Linked DNA regions of Mus musculus: region 2 is linked to region 1. The links are chromatin loops, found by intact Hi-C in ENCODE. Cell type or tissue: left cerebral cortex. All regions are shown on one strand. Region 1 overlaps Lamc1 (laminin, gamma 1). Region 2 overlaps Lamc2 (laminin, gamma 2).

Evidence for each region. Hi-C counts contacts between places; a loop is a spot of excess contacts. Peaks named below come from ENCODE experiments on the same cell type or tissue, not always from the same donor. Only the 100,000 strongest peaks of a DNase experiment are listed, where the experiment ranks them.
Region 2: it touches region 1 in a loop (13-fold over the local background); 2 of 42 quality-filtered maps call a loop at or near these places.

What each region holds. Positions count from the first base shown.
Region 1 is chr1:153,283,830-153,291,829 of GRCm38, forward strand. All of the region lies in intron 1 of Lamc1 (laminin, gamma 1), which reads right to left. Among named protein-coding and RNA genes, the nearest start is that of Lamc1, 45 kb to the right of the region's middle. In left cerebral cortex, a CTCF peak has its summit at 4,326; DNase peaks (open chromatin) are centred at 4,001 and 4,398; H3K27ac peaks cover 272 bases.
Region 2 is chr1:153,176,474-153,184,473 of GRCm38, forward strand. All of the region lies in intron 2 of Lamc2 (laminin, gamma 2), which reads right to left. Among named protein-coding and RNA genes, the nearest start is that of Lamc2, 6.0 kb to the right of the region's middle. In left cerebral cortex, no CTCF peak of the experiment used is centred here; a DNase peak (open chromatin) is centred at 4,287; H3K27ac peaks cover 957 bases.

The DNA.
Region 1 (8,000 bases):
ATTCTTCTTTTTTTTTTAATGTTCAATTCTTTATACCATGAACTGGGAGTAAAACCAGACTGGCTCAACCTTAATCCAAGGTGACGACTTGACTGTCCTAGGCTGTACACATGAAGCAAAGATGGTGTGTTTCTGTCCTCTTTACCACGATGCCTACCTGGGAAAAGCCTTGAACTCTGGATTTCAAACCCTTTGCTCTATGGGGTTGTCAAAACTTTTTGTAGTTAAGAAAATGTTTTTCAAATTGGAAAATGTGCCAGGGCTTATTTTTGTGGCTCCCGCCTTTTGGGAGTTTGATATCCAGAAATTCCCATCCATTTTGTTAGCTCTTTGAGATCACGTCCCCCTCAGAATGATTGTTCTCAGGAATCTAGTTGAATATAATCAGAAACAGAGCCGAGTTCTCTCTGGGAACATGTAAAAAGATAACACATGCTGAAGCTGGCCTAACTCTAGAAATGGATGGTTGGTTTACACTCTTTGAAAACATGGCATTTGTCTTTATAAATTAAAGTATATAATCAGTTCAGTAGATTCAGAAAAGGACTTTTTATCAATATTACTTAATAATAAAAGCCCTACTTTATTAAAGCAAAGATTTCAAAGAAAACTCCCTAAATCTAACAAAAGGTCCCTTTAAAGTGAAAAAATGTTAAGGACACCTAATTTTTTGTTTGTTTGTTTTGTTTTTTGAGATAGGGTCTATGTAGCACAGGCTATCCTAGAATGCACTCTGTAGTTCCTAGACTGGCCTTTCACAGAGAGCTGCCTACCTCAGCCTCCTGAGCACTGGGATTTAAGGTGTGTGCTATGATGCCACACTGACATAACGTTTTGTTGTTACCCTGAAGATCTAGCCAGTGCAGAAAAACAAACTGAGAAAACAGGAGTTGAGCTGAGGGTGGTGGCTGGTGCCCATAATCCCAGCCCTTGGGAGGCTGAGGTATGAGCAATGTTGAAGGTTCAAGGTCAGCCTCAGCTACAGACGGGACTGCCTCAAACCCTCCAAAGAGTCTAAAAAGAACTAGAAATATTTACAGTCATCAAACAAAAGATGCTCAGGCTTTTTAACCTGTGGGATACATTTATAAAACAATAAGATACCAATTTATACCTATGATTGATTACAGGGTATCTCTTGAGCTAACCGTGAGTCTTCACTGTGTTCTGATAAACATAGCACCCCGTATTCACCCCAGCTGGGCATCCTGAGGTGAGCACAAGACTCCACAGACTTTGTCCTAGTCTTGCTGACTTTTCTTCAGGAGACCCCAGGCCACCTACACTTCTGACTGGCTATAAATTTGGGGGTTCTCACATTCCCCAAAGGTTCAAAAACTCAATAGAATAAGTAGATGGCTCCGATTTTTGAATATGGTGTTGTCACAAAGGACACGCACAGATCACAACAGCCAAATGAAGAAACGAAGGACGAAGCGTAACAGAGTTGAAGTTGTGGGACTCTGTGCCATCTTTCCAGGGAACCAGAGGTATCTTCCTCCCATGATATCAACGTCTCCTAGCAACAGGAACTGTCATCTGGCCTTGACAGCTGGTTTTTATCAGGGTTTCATTAAGTACACTTGACTGAATGGTCCCCACCCCCTGCTGTTCTTCTCAAAGATCAAGCTAGTCAAAGCCCACCTCAGTTACATGGTTGAGTCTCTCCGATGCCCAGGCCCCACTAAAGCTATGAAGGATCCCATAGCGAGTCCTCTCACTTAGGAAATAAATGTGCTCCTACCAGAAAATTCCCTAGGATTTAAAACTCTGTGGCAGTAAGTAACTGAAGATAAAGATGAGACAAATATTTCTCAGTACATGCAGTATTGAGTCTACCCTCAGTACTATAGTTTGTATATGGCACAGATTAAAATGATTTTGGAAAATGATTTACATTTAGTAATGTTTGCAGAAGAAAGGTCCACAAAGTCCAGTCACAGTTGGACAGTGCGTGGAAAACCCTGAGAGCTGACGCAAATGAAGCAACTGCATGGCCTCTGTGTCTTCATACAATGGCATCTTCTGGATGAAACTACGTAGCCAGTCTTAAGATCTCAAATATATTTGATTCTTACAGACTTGAATGGAAATGTGTCCTTGTATAAATGAGATATAAAGGAAGATCAAGGATTAAAGTGAATTTAAAAAGGAAAACTTCTATTTTGATTCTATTACAAGGAAGCCCTAGGCGATGGTGTTACAATGGATGCCTTCCAGTCTGCACCACTCAGAGGTCATTCATTTACCCAAAGGTGCTCTTTCATGGCAGTCAGCTTACAAGTCCTATGGAAACAGTCCACATCGCCCAGCTCCAAGCAAGGCTTCCCTCTGGAGACACCCATCCCTCTAGTGTCTTTGCAAAAGGAATGCCACATTGACAGTCCCTGCAAGGAGGGACACCTCACCGGTAACTCCGGGCTTCTAAGAAAGTGGACTCTCAAAGCACTCTTTCCAGTCTCTGCAAGGACCTCTGGGATTAAATACCTCATACCTCATGTCAGTCTATGAACAAGCCGCAACAAGATTTCATCTAGACTCGGAAGCTCACGTGGTCACACTGTCGCAGACATTACCAATCAACAGTAGAGCTACACGAGTTCAGATGGCTCACCGGGTAAGAGCTCTTGCTCCACAAATGAGGACCTGAGCTTAGAGCTGAACACACATTTAAAGTCCAGGCGTGGCCACACTGGTGCCTGTAACATATGTACTGTCCAGGGTGGGGGTGGGAGGACACAGACACAGGCTTTCTGGCTACCATAGCTCCAGGTTCAGTGAGAGAGCCTGTCTCAAAGGTATAAAGGAAAAGTGTAACAGAGTACGGTATCTGACATCCCTCTCTAACCCCCACATATACACGTATGTACAGGCATGCATACTTGTACATATGTGTGTACATGCCACACTCATACACAAGGAGTTCAGAAAGTTAGACTACTTCTACATAATGATTTGTTCTTATTACAAGATAACCTTGTCTATTTTCAAAATATTTTTCTGTATTTTTAAAGAGCATAAGCTGGGGGCTGGAGAGATGGCTCAGTGGTTAAGGGACCATACTGCTCTTACAGAGAACACCAGTTCAGTCCCAGCATCTACACTGAGCAGCTAAGAACCTCCCATAACTCCAGCTCCAGGAGGGTCAGCGGACTCCTCTGGCCTCTGCGAGCATCTGCTCTGACAGACTACACAGAAGTAAAAAGGAATCCTATTTGTTTTTTTGTTTTTCTTAAAGTTTGACTTAAGAGCCAATGTCTATATGAATCTTGGAAGCTGAAGTCACAGAATTGCCAGGAATGCAAGGCCAGCCTCGGCTCCAGTGAGACCCAGCCTCACAAAATTAAAGAAAAGACATTCCCCACAATCACTGACAACCAACTATCTCAGCTCAGACTAATACGTTTCCCACTCATTTATTTATTTCCTACAGCCCAACAACGAGTTGAAGAATTCAGAACCAATCGTTCCTTTGGTCACAACACTGACAGCAACTGATCAATGTGTACCCACGTTTCATGTGTGTTTCCAGTTAGGGATGATGTACTGAATACATGAATTCATTGTCCACACTAAGAGTCACATTTGACAAAGCTTACTTACCAATCGCATTCCCTTCTGGGGGAGCACTTCCCTCCTGTCCTTGGGAGCCTAGTTAACGATTTCAAAATATACTGGGGAGGGGATATCTTAGGCACCAAGTTCAACAGTGAAAAGTACAAATGTGCAATGAATGTTCACACGGGAAAGGTGACCCTCTTATGAGTGTCACCTTTTGAAAGAAGCAGTCCACAAGTCAATGTTGGTGCAACACTCATCAGACTTGTGTAAGAGTAGGAATGTCATTGTTCAACATTCTGAGCATGGGACCTAAGGGGTAAAGAGAGGGCTGGAATCTAGCTCCCCAGAACCGACATAAGTAGGCATGAGAGCTCCGGTCTGTAATCTCAGCACTCCTGCAAGAAGATGGGAGGGAGAGACAGGAGAATGCCCAGGAGCACGTGGGCCAGCTCTCCTGGTATATGCTGCTTCAAACCAGACTATGTCTCAAAGTGGAAGGTGGTGACCAACACCCAGAGGATGCCCTCTGACCTCCACACATACGCCCACATTCTCACACACACACACACACACACACACACACACACACACACACACACACACACCAATTTTCAAAAAGGCTTGGGAGCAGCCTTTTGTGACAAATCCAAAGAAAACAAAACCAAAAACCAAAACCAAAGGCACCCTGCTTCCTGACAGTACAAAACCTGATACCTTAACTAGACAGTCTTTAATGGTGTTGTTACTTTGTATAGCGCCACAGCAGGTGGCAGGCTGTGCTGAAACAGGAAGTGAGAACAAGCACCTCCCACACACTCACACACCATCTCAGGCAATACATCCACGGATCCCACACTTTACCTTCCAGCAGGCCCGCTTCTGTAGGATTCTTCTCTTTCAGCTCACCCCGCCCACTGCTCAGTAACTCTTCCACCTGTCCTACAATTCTTTACATACTAATGGATCTGCCACAGATGCCATGACAGAGGTACTGAAAACTCCCACTGAAGACTTTGAGAAAAACCCCACAGAATTCAAGCAGGAAAAAAAAATCCTTCAACCTTTATAGTTTATAAAACGTTACATTATGAACAACGTCAAATTACTGGTTGAAAAAATAGCTCTGGGCTGGAGAGATGGCTCAGTGGACGGACTCAAGAGCACGCTCTTCCAGAGGTCCTGAGTTCAATTCCCAGCAACCACATGGTGGCTCACAACCGTTTGTAACGGGATCTGATGACCTCTTCTGATGTGTCTGAAGACAGCTACAGTGTAGCCATATACATAAAATAAATCTTTAAAAACAAGGCTCCTTTCCCCTCACCGCTTCCGGTGAGTAAGTGCTCCCTGATTACTACTCTACCTTCAACTAGAAACAAAAGCCCGATCATTTCCTCCCCTTACTCAGAATACTTCAGTTCTCCAAAGGACTCAGGGAAGGGTAGACACACTCTGTAACAAGGGTATAAACACTGGCCAAGTGTCGTCCTTAACGCTATAATCCAGAATATTCATTCACCTGCCCACTCACTGAATCACTCTTGATGACTTATGAACTTAACGAAGCTTCTTCCATGTGCGGGGCATGGGTATCCCAAACTGCTCCGGCTTACTCAAATGGGCCATTCTCTCCTGGGATCAGGACCTTGGTCCACGAGGTCTAACTCAACAACTTTCCTACCTCATTTTACTTCAACTTCTATGACCACTATGATGGCACCTAGAAATGTCTTCGGAAAACAAAGTCAGGATCTGCAGGAATTAGACCAAGATTGGCAAAGAGACCTTCTCTGGACCACGGTACTGGCAAGGGCTCTCCTCTCAAACTCACAATGTCTGCTACTGATCGGCAACCGAGACTTAGTGGATTAGCTGCCTGGGTTCTGAACTGGGTGACTATCTGCATTTCCCTGGCTTTCACAGCAATCCAGTTGGACTACAAACACTCACCTTTAAAAGGAAGCACTCTTCATCTTCAGCAGTGGGCACCCATTAACTACACATGCACATTCTCATATTCTCATATTCTCTCTCTCTCTCTCTTTCCCCTTCCACCCCCATCCCAAATCTCCTTGAAACAACAAAGAAAGTTAGCCTCCAAATGGTAACACTAAGTAAAATAAAATACTAAGTAAATAAAATTCACTTTTGCTGAATCTCTCATCACACAAAATAGTAGGACATTAAGGTAAATTTATATTTCCTTACCTTGTTCTTGCTTCCAACATGCATTAGCACGACAAATAATAAAATTCTTGGACTTGGGGTTGTTGTTGTTGTTGTTATAAGAATCCTATCTATCCTAGGCTGACCTCAAACTCCGAAAGAAAGACAGCCTTGAACTTCTGACCCTTCTGCCTCCATCATCAAATACAAAGTTTACGAGCATACACCACCATAGCCAGTTGTGGTGGTTTGAATGGGAACAGGCCCCACAGGCTCATTTGTTTGAATACTTGGTTCTCAGTTGGTAGAACTGTTTGGGAAGGACTGGGAGGCATAGCTTTACAGGAGGGAGTATGTCACTAGGGGCCAAGCCAGGGTTTCAGAAGACTTTCCCAGTGTGCTCTCTGCCTCCTGCTTACAGTGGAGACCTGAGCTCTCGCCTGTTCTGGCTGCCATTCCTTTACTCCACATCCACGCACTTTCCCCGCCTTCTGAAACCATAAGCACAATTATCCAGCTTTCTTTTGTAAGTTGCCTTGGTCATAGCGTTTTATCACATATAGAAAAGTGACTTGGGACACCAGTTTATGTGATTCTAGGGATTGAATCCGAGGGCTTGGTGCCCAGGAAACAAGCACTCTACCAATCGAGTTCCATCCCCAGTACCCAGAACTTAGTGTTTTCCACTAGGCTTTTCTGTGCAAAAAATACAAGTTAAAATGCTTATATGGACAGTTTACAAAAAACAAACAGCGTCCTAGCTGATGGTGGTGGCACATGCCTGTAATCCTAGCACTTGGGGGTGGGGGCAAGTGGATCTCTCTGTGAGTTCAAGACCAGCCTGGTCTACAGTGAGTTCCAGGACAGCCAGGTCTGCTTACACAGAGAAATGCTGTCTCAAAACAAACAAACAAACAAACAAACAAACAAAACCCAAAACACAAAAACAAAACAAACAAACAAAAAAACCAATCATGACCAGAGTTCTTCAGAAACTGACACAACATGAAACCTTGAAACAGTATAGTTTGTAATATGAAAATGTTATTAAATTTTAAAATATGTAGACCAATAAAATAAAGTGTATGGACCAGACAATGTTCAGCTTTGATTTAAATTTAGGAGGAAGGGGTTGATGTAGGTTCTCTCTATATAACCCTGGCTACCCCGAATTCACCTTAGGTTAGCCTTGAACTCAAACAGCGCTGCCTGCCTCTACTCTGATTAAAGACATGAGTCCCTACAACCAGCTGAATTTTGGGTTGATTTGGTTTTGTTTTTGTTTTTTGGGGGCAGAGTTTCTCTTGGCTATCTTGGAACTTGCTCTGTAGACCAGGCTCTTCACAGAGCTCTGAGTACTGGGATTAAAGGTAGGCTTGCACCACCTGCTTAAACCTATACTCTCCCCTATACTCAGTCTTTCAAAAGTGGGCTTACAATGATCATTTACATGTTCAAAGTTAAACTGCCAATTGGTGAGGGATGTCGACATTTGTAAGCACAGTGCATCACCCTCCGGTACATAGAGAACAGAGAAATGTGACTTGAACCCAGGCAGCTGGGCTGTAAGACTCTCAGCATCTCTAGCCAGGCACCATGAGCCTTTCCTGCGTTTTCTCAATCCGCTTCCTCAAACAAACTGTAGTCATAGTTAAATATATTCCAGTTAATGCCCAAGGAAAACGGTAACGGCTATGCTCGGAACCCTGAAGAACAGGGATAAAATGTACAGTGTTGTTTATTTATTATAAACCAGTAAATCTGGTTCTGGCTTGATCTCAAACTACTTTTGCTTTTTGTAACAAAGACAAAATTAAGAAATCACTAGCAGGGGAAAAATAACACTAATATTTATAATTAGTACTAATTAGACTAATTAGTATTAAAAGCACTAAAAGTATAAATTAGTATATTAGTATTAAAAATAATACTAATAAAATGCTCTTGTGGGCTGAAACTGTATGTAAGTGTCAGAGAACATTTGGAAGTGTGTGGTATCGCGATAATAACAGGAAGTGTTGTAAAAACAGTAAGCACAGATCGGATTTCGTTCATACTGCTGACAGTTCACACTACACTAATAATGAATGGGTTTAGGTGGGAAACTGGAAGGTGAAAGCTGGGGATACACAAGGTCATACATTTAATTCAAAGCACCTGGGGGGGGGGAGGGGTTAATAAATCAGACCTTGAGCTAACCACAGAAGGTAAGGGAAATTTCTATTGCCATTTGTAGGTATCCCTTCTTATTCTAGAAACGCCAGATCCCACCT
Region 2 (8,000 bases), 110 kb before region 1:
TCTTTCTATCATCTATCTTCTATGTATGTATGTATGTATGTATGTATCTACCTATCATCTATCTTCAATGTGTGTATATGTGTATGTATCTATATTTATATCATCTATCTTCTATGTATTTATGTAGGTATGTATGCATCTATCGATCTGTCTATCTATCTATCTATCTATCTATCTATCGATCTATCTATCTAACAACCTATCTATTTATCTACTGCAGTGAGGACTGAGCCTACTGGTCTACCACAGAGTCCTTACATTCTTTTATTTTGACAGCCTCATTCACATCGCCCAGGTTAGTTTTGTATTTGCTCTAATAGCCCAAACAGGCCTTGAAACTGAGGTCCTTCTGCCTCACTTTTCCAAGGAGCTGAGTTGGAAGAACTTCTAGCAGCCTGGCATATACTGTTTAGTTGATATCCTTCTTTCCGATGCTTCTTACGACTCTTGCTTTGTAAAGGAAAGCCATCATGGGGAAGAGTACTGAGTTAGGGTAAGAAAATTTTCAAATAGCCCTTTCCTTTGTTCAAAGAAATTACACTAAACATTAGATGTTAATTTGTCCTCTTAGACACCACCCCCTACTTCAGAGTTAAAGGACGGGTCTCCTATAGCAAACCCTCCCCACTTTGTTTACAATTCTTTTATAATACTGTCAAGCAAGGGATGTCTCAATAGTTCTGACTATGTTAGCATAAAACAACTGAAAGAAAAGGGAGTGAGGGAGGAAGAGAGAGAATGGAATTCAACTAAATGTATGTATGCATGTATGCATGTATGCATGTGTGGATGGATAGATCTACTGCCTTCTCATTTCCAAGAACTCGCCTATCATGAGGTCCTGCAGGAAGAGATTTATCTGGTCTGAACTTGGTAAATAGGGTTTAGGTTAAGAATATTTACTCCCTTTTAAAACACTTGCCACAGGCTTCCAAAAATGCAAGAGCAATGATCAGAGGTGTCCTTTTAGCAGGGCTCTGTTATAATGTGCTCTTTTTTTGTTTTTTGTTTTTTTTTTAAGATTTATTTATTATTACATGTAAGTACACTGTAGCTGTCTTCAGACACACCAGAAGAGGGCATCAGATCTCATTACAGATGGTTGTGAGCCACCATGTGGTTACTGGGATTTGAACTCAGGACCTCCAGAAGAGTAGTTAGTGCTCTTAACTGCTGAGCCATCTCTCCAGCCCCCATAATGTGTTCTTAGATACATTTTTACAACTATTCAAATCACACAATCCTTATGAAATTCCAAAGCAAAACAAGCCTGTCAGTTGTCACTTGGTATCAACTGCACTCAGACTTCAGATCTGAGCTACTTAAGATGAAAACATGACCTTCTGCCATGCTTATGTGTGATAATGAGAGGCTCATGAAGACTTCCTAGTTTGAAAATCTCCTCTATGAGACATCTCTTTCTGAAATCAGAATATTCAATCTAACTAAATAAAACAAAGTATGACTAGTTCACCCTTCAAACTTGTCTTGAACTTTATGGCTTAGTGTGTGAATGTCTGCTTCCAGTTTAATCCCTTTAAAGAATGATACAATTTAGTGTATAATTAGAATACGAGTATTTCCCTCACCAAGAGATCTTTAATGGAATTCCTTTTTTTCCTCTCTCTCTCTCCTCCACTTTTTTTTCCCCCAGATGTATTTTAAGCCAGCATAGCCAAGACTGCTGAGATGTCCCTTGCCTGAGCCATGTGCTGTCCATGCAGTGTGGTTGAGGCCACAGCAGGACACAGAGGATGGACAGGGTTTGAGTGTCTTATGTATCACCCCAGCAATCCTGGATGACAGAACATGAATAAGTCTCTTCAACTGCAAACAGTCCACAGTGACCAAGAGACAAGGAGATGCCCATGGCCACACTCTTCTTTGGAATATGAGCTAAAGAAGGTTCCTACCTTCACTATCAGTGCATTAAACATGTCACAACCTAGGCTTGGAATCATGTGTGTGACTCAGTCTGGTGACCTGGAGTTCTTACCTGGGGCGCCTCCCATAATACTTCATAAGGACACCAGAGCCCAAGGCAGACAAAAATTTCCCCTACATCCCTAATTGATTTTTTTTAAGCAATAAGTTTTCATAGATAAATATCAGCCACAGTTTCTGGCTATCACTACTATATATGCTTTAAAAAGTATGTGTCTACTATGCACTGTGACACGTCTCAGTTTTATCAAGTGAACGGCTGTAATTATTGTGCCTTTATGAGGTTTGGAAAATGTGCATAGAGTGCATTTGCAAGAATCCTACTTGAAAAAAGTCTAAACTTGTATTGCTTGAAGTCAGAAGAATCAATTAATGGGCTCTTGGGGGCTTAGCTACATGTATGCACCCACCAAGGGAAGCAACAAATAGCTGAAGAGAATGGACCATAGATACTCCACCAGGTGGTAGAAGCGACAAGTCCTATACGTCAGTGGGTGAGAACGCTGCTTCTCCACTTTTGCTTCTTAGTCACATGAGCTGTGGCCTTGCCTTGGGTCTCCACAGAGCTCAGAAGGCAAAGATTCCTACCACATCCTGGATGAGGTAAGAGCACAGGTTAGGATCAACACGGGATCCATTGTTATGGAAGAGAAGGTTAAGCCAAGATGAGAAAGGATCTTCAAATGCTGGGAATCCACTTTTACCAAAACCAAAGTTGGGGGTGAACAAAGGACACCAGGTACTCATATGGTGCACAGACATACATGCAGATGAAGCACCCATACATGTAAAGAAAAATAAAATACAAGTGTTAAGTATGTGTATGCACGCCATGTGTGTGCAGGTGACCTCAAAGACCAGAACTGGGCATTGGATCCCTTGGAGCTAGAGTCATGGGCAGTTGTAAGCAACCTGACATGGATGCTGGGAGCTGAAGTCAGCTCCTCTAGAAGAACAACTTCTGCTCTTAACACCTGCACCATCTCTCCAGCCACTGAAATCAATTTAAACAAACATATACAACAAGAATGAGAAATAAGAGGCTGGAAAGATGGCTCTGTGGTTAAGAGTACTTGCTGCTCTTCAAGAGGACCTGGGTTTGGTTCTCAGCACCCATACTGGGTGGCTCACAATCACCTGTAACTCCAGCACCAGGACTCCACAGAAGCAAGTGGCATACAGACACACAGACACACATGTATACACATAAACAAAATGTATTTAAAAGCTTCCATAATCCCCTCTTATGACTAAAACGGAATATATATGTGTATATATATATATATGTGTGTGTGTGTGTGTGTCTGTATATGTATATATATATATATGATAGATAATTTGGGAGGTTGTTTTTGCTTTTTAAAAATGAGAGATAAGCCGGGCGTGGTGGTACACGCCTTTAATCCCAGCACTCCGGAGGCAGAGGCAGGAGGATTTCTGAGTTCGAGGCCAGCCTAGTCTACAAAGTGAGTTCCAGGACAGCCAGGGCTATACAGAGAAACCCTGTCTCGAAAAACCAAAAAAAAAAAAAAAGAGAGAGAGATAAGTCAAGATTACCTTGGGAATTAAAATTAAACATTGATGTACAGGTGAGTCTTGGCCCTGTTACTAACTGTAGGATTCTAGCTAAGGCAGTCTTTGGTTCTCAACTTCCCTGGCATGCATACATGCATTCTTCTTGCTGAACCCAACTTGGCTATGGGAAACCAGGCAGTGATTTTACCTCCCTGATTATCATCATCCTCTCTTAGAAAACAAGAGGTTGCATAGAGATCTCTTAGGTCCACTCTCATTCAGTGTCCAATACACTCTCAGTGCCTGATACACTCTCATTCGGTCCTGTGGGACTAAGCAAGGTTACTTCAGAAGGAATGGAGCTCCTACTTAGGCCCTGCCCTGCTCTGGACAGGGATAAGCATGTGGCTCTAGGAACCAATGGGGATGTGTAAGCCTTTGTTGTAAGACGTCTTCCACATAAAGTGCAGCTCAAGGTTTAGGTAATCTGTCTAGTTTTGAATTCGTTGTGGGAAGTGATTTGGCTGCAATTTGATTTTCTTTTCCAACACAGAAATGCATACTCCCATGATAAATAAAATATAATCTGGACAAGATACAGTTGGGGGTTCTGTAATGGCTCCGCTTTGCCTGAGGAAGGCTGGGACGCAGACCCTTGGCTCCGTGATCTCCACCTCTCCTCCCATGCCACAGAAGGGAAAGACTGCAGCCATTTGTTGGCTGCTGTTGGAGGAACAGCCGCCACACTCGCCTTCTTTCACAGATGTGCTGTGAAGATGCATATGTTTGTTCAGCAGGGAGGGATGTCTGCAGACACATAGTCACCCACAGGCACCGAAAAAGACAGCTTTTGGCTTTGGAGGTGGTTCAAACATTACATCATCTATCTAGGGCTTATGTTACAACACAGCCCCAGGAATGCCTCAGCAATCTGCTAAGCTTCATTTGTAACTAAATTAGAGAATCCCAGAACCCTGGGGCTCTTGGTTCTGTATTGCTCTGAGAGCAATGATTCCGGTCTGGTTTCTTACCTTGCAAATTTCCCCAGAAAAAGAACAAATGTCAGTATGGTTGAGCTACCGAGGACTTAAATGGGAAACATTCCCGGAATTGCCTCAATGGGGTAATCTCATATCCTGACTTTCCCATAAATATGATCACAAGTCAACAGTCTCGTAGACCACTTAAGCTAAATCAACTGCCCCAGTTTAGGATGCCAAAATGAATGTCCCCAGGGGACTTCCCAGCTTACACTGCATCCCAATTCTCTATCCCTGTTGTGTGTGTGTGTGTGTGTGTGTGTGTGTGTGTATTTAATTATTCCTAGCCGGGCATGGTGGCACACACCTTTAATCCCAGCACTTGGGAGCAGAGGCAGGCAGATTTCTGAGTTCGAGGCCAGCCTGGTCTACAAAGTGAGTTCCAGGACAGCCAAGGCTACACAGAGAAACCCTGTCTCGAAAAACAAAACAAAACAAACAAAACAAAACAAAACAAAAACAAAAACAAAAAAAAATTATTCCTGGGGCAGTGTCACATTTAAGTCATTTTTTAAAATCTTATATACTACTTCCTCAATGACTTAAGTGTTATCTGGGGAAGACATTAAGCTAAAATTACCTCACTCAATATATTGGATACTTACCACTAAGAAAAATGCCAAGTCGTCTAACAGAACACCTCATCTCTAATCTCACAATCATGAGTGTTGGAAGCTGTCACAGATAAGTTCAAGGAGACTGCTCTGAAGATCACAACGTGCTCCAGAAATCTTTAAACCCTTTAACTGTTTTAAAAACCCAGTATTTTCAGCTGACAATAGAAAGAGATTCAAAGCCAGGCATAGTAGCTCAAACCTAGATCCTGAACACTCAGAAGATAGAGGCAACAGGTCATGAGCTCCCTGGACCACACAGTGAAACCCTAGCCCTGCCTCCTCAAAAAAAAAAAAAAAAAGGCTCAATGGAATTGAATCACATCTCAAGGTATCTGAAGTAAGAAACTGTGTGGAAATAGCTTTAAGAAGACAAGCATCGGTGCTGGAGAGATGGCTCAGCGGTTAAGAGCACTGACTGCTCTTCCACAGGTCCTGAGTTCCATTCTGAGCAACCACATGGTGGCTCACAACCATCTGTAACATGACATCTGTTGTCCTCTTCTGACGTGTCTGAAGACAGCTACAATGTACTCATATACATTAAATAAATAAATAAATAAATAAATAGAAGAAGAAGAAGAAGAAGAAGAAGAAGAAGAAGAAGAAAGAAGAAGAAGAGGAAGAGGAAGAGGAATAAGAAGAAGAAGAAGAAGAAGAAGAAGAAGAAGAAGAGGAAGAAGAAGAGGAAGAAGAAGAGGAAGAAGAAGAGGAAGAAGAAGAGGAAGAAGAAGAAGAGGAAGAAGAGGAAGAGGAAGAAGAGGAAGAAGAAGAGGAAGAAGAAGAAGAAGAAGAAGAAGAAGAAGAAGAAGAAGAAGAAGAAGAAGAAGAAGAAGAAGGCGACGACGACTACAAACATCTGGATTCTGAGTTTGAGTGTAAATTACCTCATGGATGCAATTATTTCATGAAAGACAAACAAATCAAAAGTATGTCACTTTATATGTTATATGACTTTAAATATATTCATGTGACTCACTAAGTTAAACACAAATGAGACAAATGGCTACTACATATATGCTGCTAAGTGTTTTCAGAATCAGGCTGGCCAGAATATTTTTGGGAGGAAGAGATGAGAGATTCAACTTCCATCAGAAAGTTCAAGGCCACCTTACACGTTTTGGGCATGTTCTTAGGAGCAGAGGATTTGATAAATCACTATGTGATGCGTTCTAGTGAGCAACGAAGAGCAAGGAGGGCTGACATGAAAGCCAAGGGTTGAAATTCTAATCTGGCTTAGGTTTGTGTCTAATGTTTTACCTTCGTTGTTGGGTAAGTCCTGGAGCAGGTCTGCCTGAACAGGATGGAAAGCTTAGCACCTTTCTTGGGCTGTTGAGAAGAGATGAAAGAGAAGCCCTGAAAGTCCCTAGATACAATGTAACAGGTCCTCACAAGTTTATCAGGTACTTAGTGGGTCACCAAGTTCTTTAGATTGTGCCTTCTGAGTTTCCGTAGTCTCTTTCTCCTTGGGTGTTTCACTACCATCATCTCTCCCTTGGATTATTGCAGTGGCCTTTTATTGGCTCTCCTCACTTGACTCTATCCTCTGAGCCCCACAGTGGCCTCTCTAAAAACGTGAACACGCTCAACCACTCCTGCCCACTAACTCTCAGCAACATTTCTTTGCTTACAAGGTGCCCTATACCGCCTATAGCATATAGCTCTTCATAGCCAGATTCGCAGCTACTCTTCTATCACGCTCTTCTCTGCATCTTGATCATCTCTAGCCATACCTCCCCCAGAGATATGATCCAGACCTTTGAGGACACATGCCCCAGTCTCTCACCAAGGCATGGTATGTGTCTCCTACTCATTGCTGCGCATCCGAACTTACAGTACCTGTACTCCAGACTCTCTAACGAAAGTGTGGATGGACCCAGCTGTGCAAGGCAACTCACAATAGCCATCCTTTTGCCAAGTCTGCAAGCTTGCTTACTACTAATGCTTTCATTTAGCAGATGAAGAGCCAGACTTCAAGCAGTTGAAGAGCCTGAAAAGTTACTGAGAACACTGTGATGGCTGAACAAGGATGACCTCCCCATAGGTTCATATATTTGACTGTTTGGTTACCAGCTGGTGGACTATTTGGGAAGGATTAGGGGATGTGGCCTTGTTGGAGGAGGTGTGTCACTGGGAGTGACTTTGAGGTTTCAAAACCCCCCAGCCAGGCCCACTCTCTTCCTCTGCATGCTGCCTACAGATCAGGATGTCAGCTCTCAGCTACTGTGCCCCGCCATGATGAGAATGGACTCGCCCTCTGAAACTGTAAGCAAGCCCCAATTAAATGTTTTCTTTTATAAGCAGCCTTGGTCATGGGGTCTCATTACAGCAATAGAACAGTGACTAAGACAGGCATTAACAAGTGAATAAACCAAAAAATTTTGCCAGGTCAGGCTGACTCTAAAGCCAGTGTTTTAGGTGAGACCAACCCTGTAAGTCTCGGTAATTATATCTTAACCATAATTTCACCTGCAAGAAATAACCAGGAAGCAACATCACGACTTCAGACCTTCGCAGCCCACAGGTGCAGCCCACAGGTGCAGCCCACAGGTGCAGCCCACAGGTGCAGCCCACAGGTGCAGCCCACAGGTGCAGCCCACAGGTGCAGCCCACAGGATGCCTGGATACAGGTCACTTTGGATTAGGACAGGTATCATACCTTTTGCCCAGCTCCTTGTATATCCCAGTGTGACAAAAATGGAAAAATATAAATGATCTACCATAATGACATAGTCTCACTTGGCTCCCAAATAAAGCTGTTTGAGGAGAGAACCTGGTATCTCAAGCAATCTGTCCCTAAGGAAGGGGAAAGTGCGAAAATGAGCCAACACAGAACTTCTGACTTTGTGTTTGGATGGACTGCTTGGGTACAAAGTCTGCTGTTGAA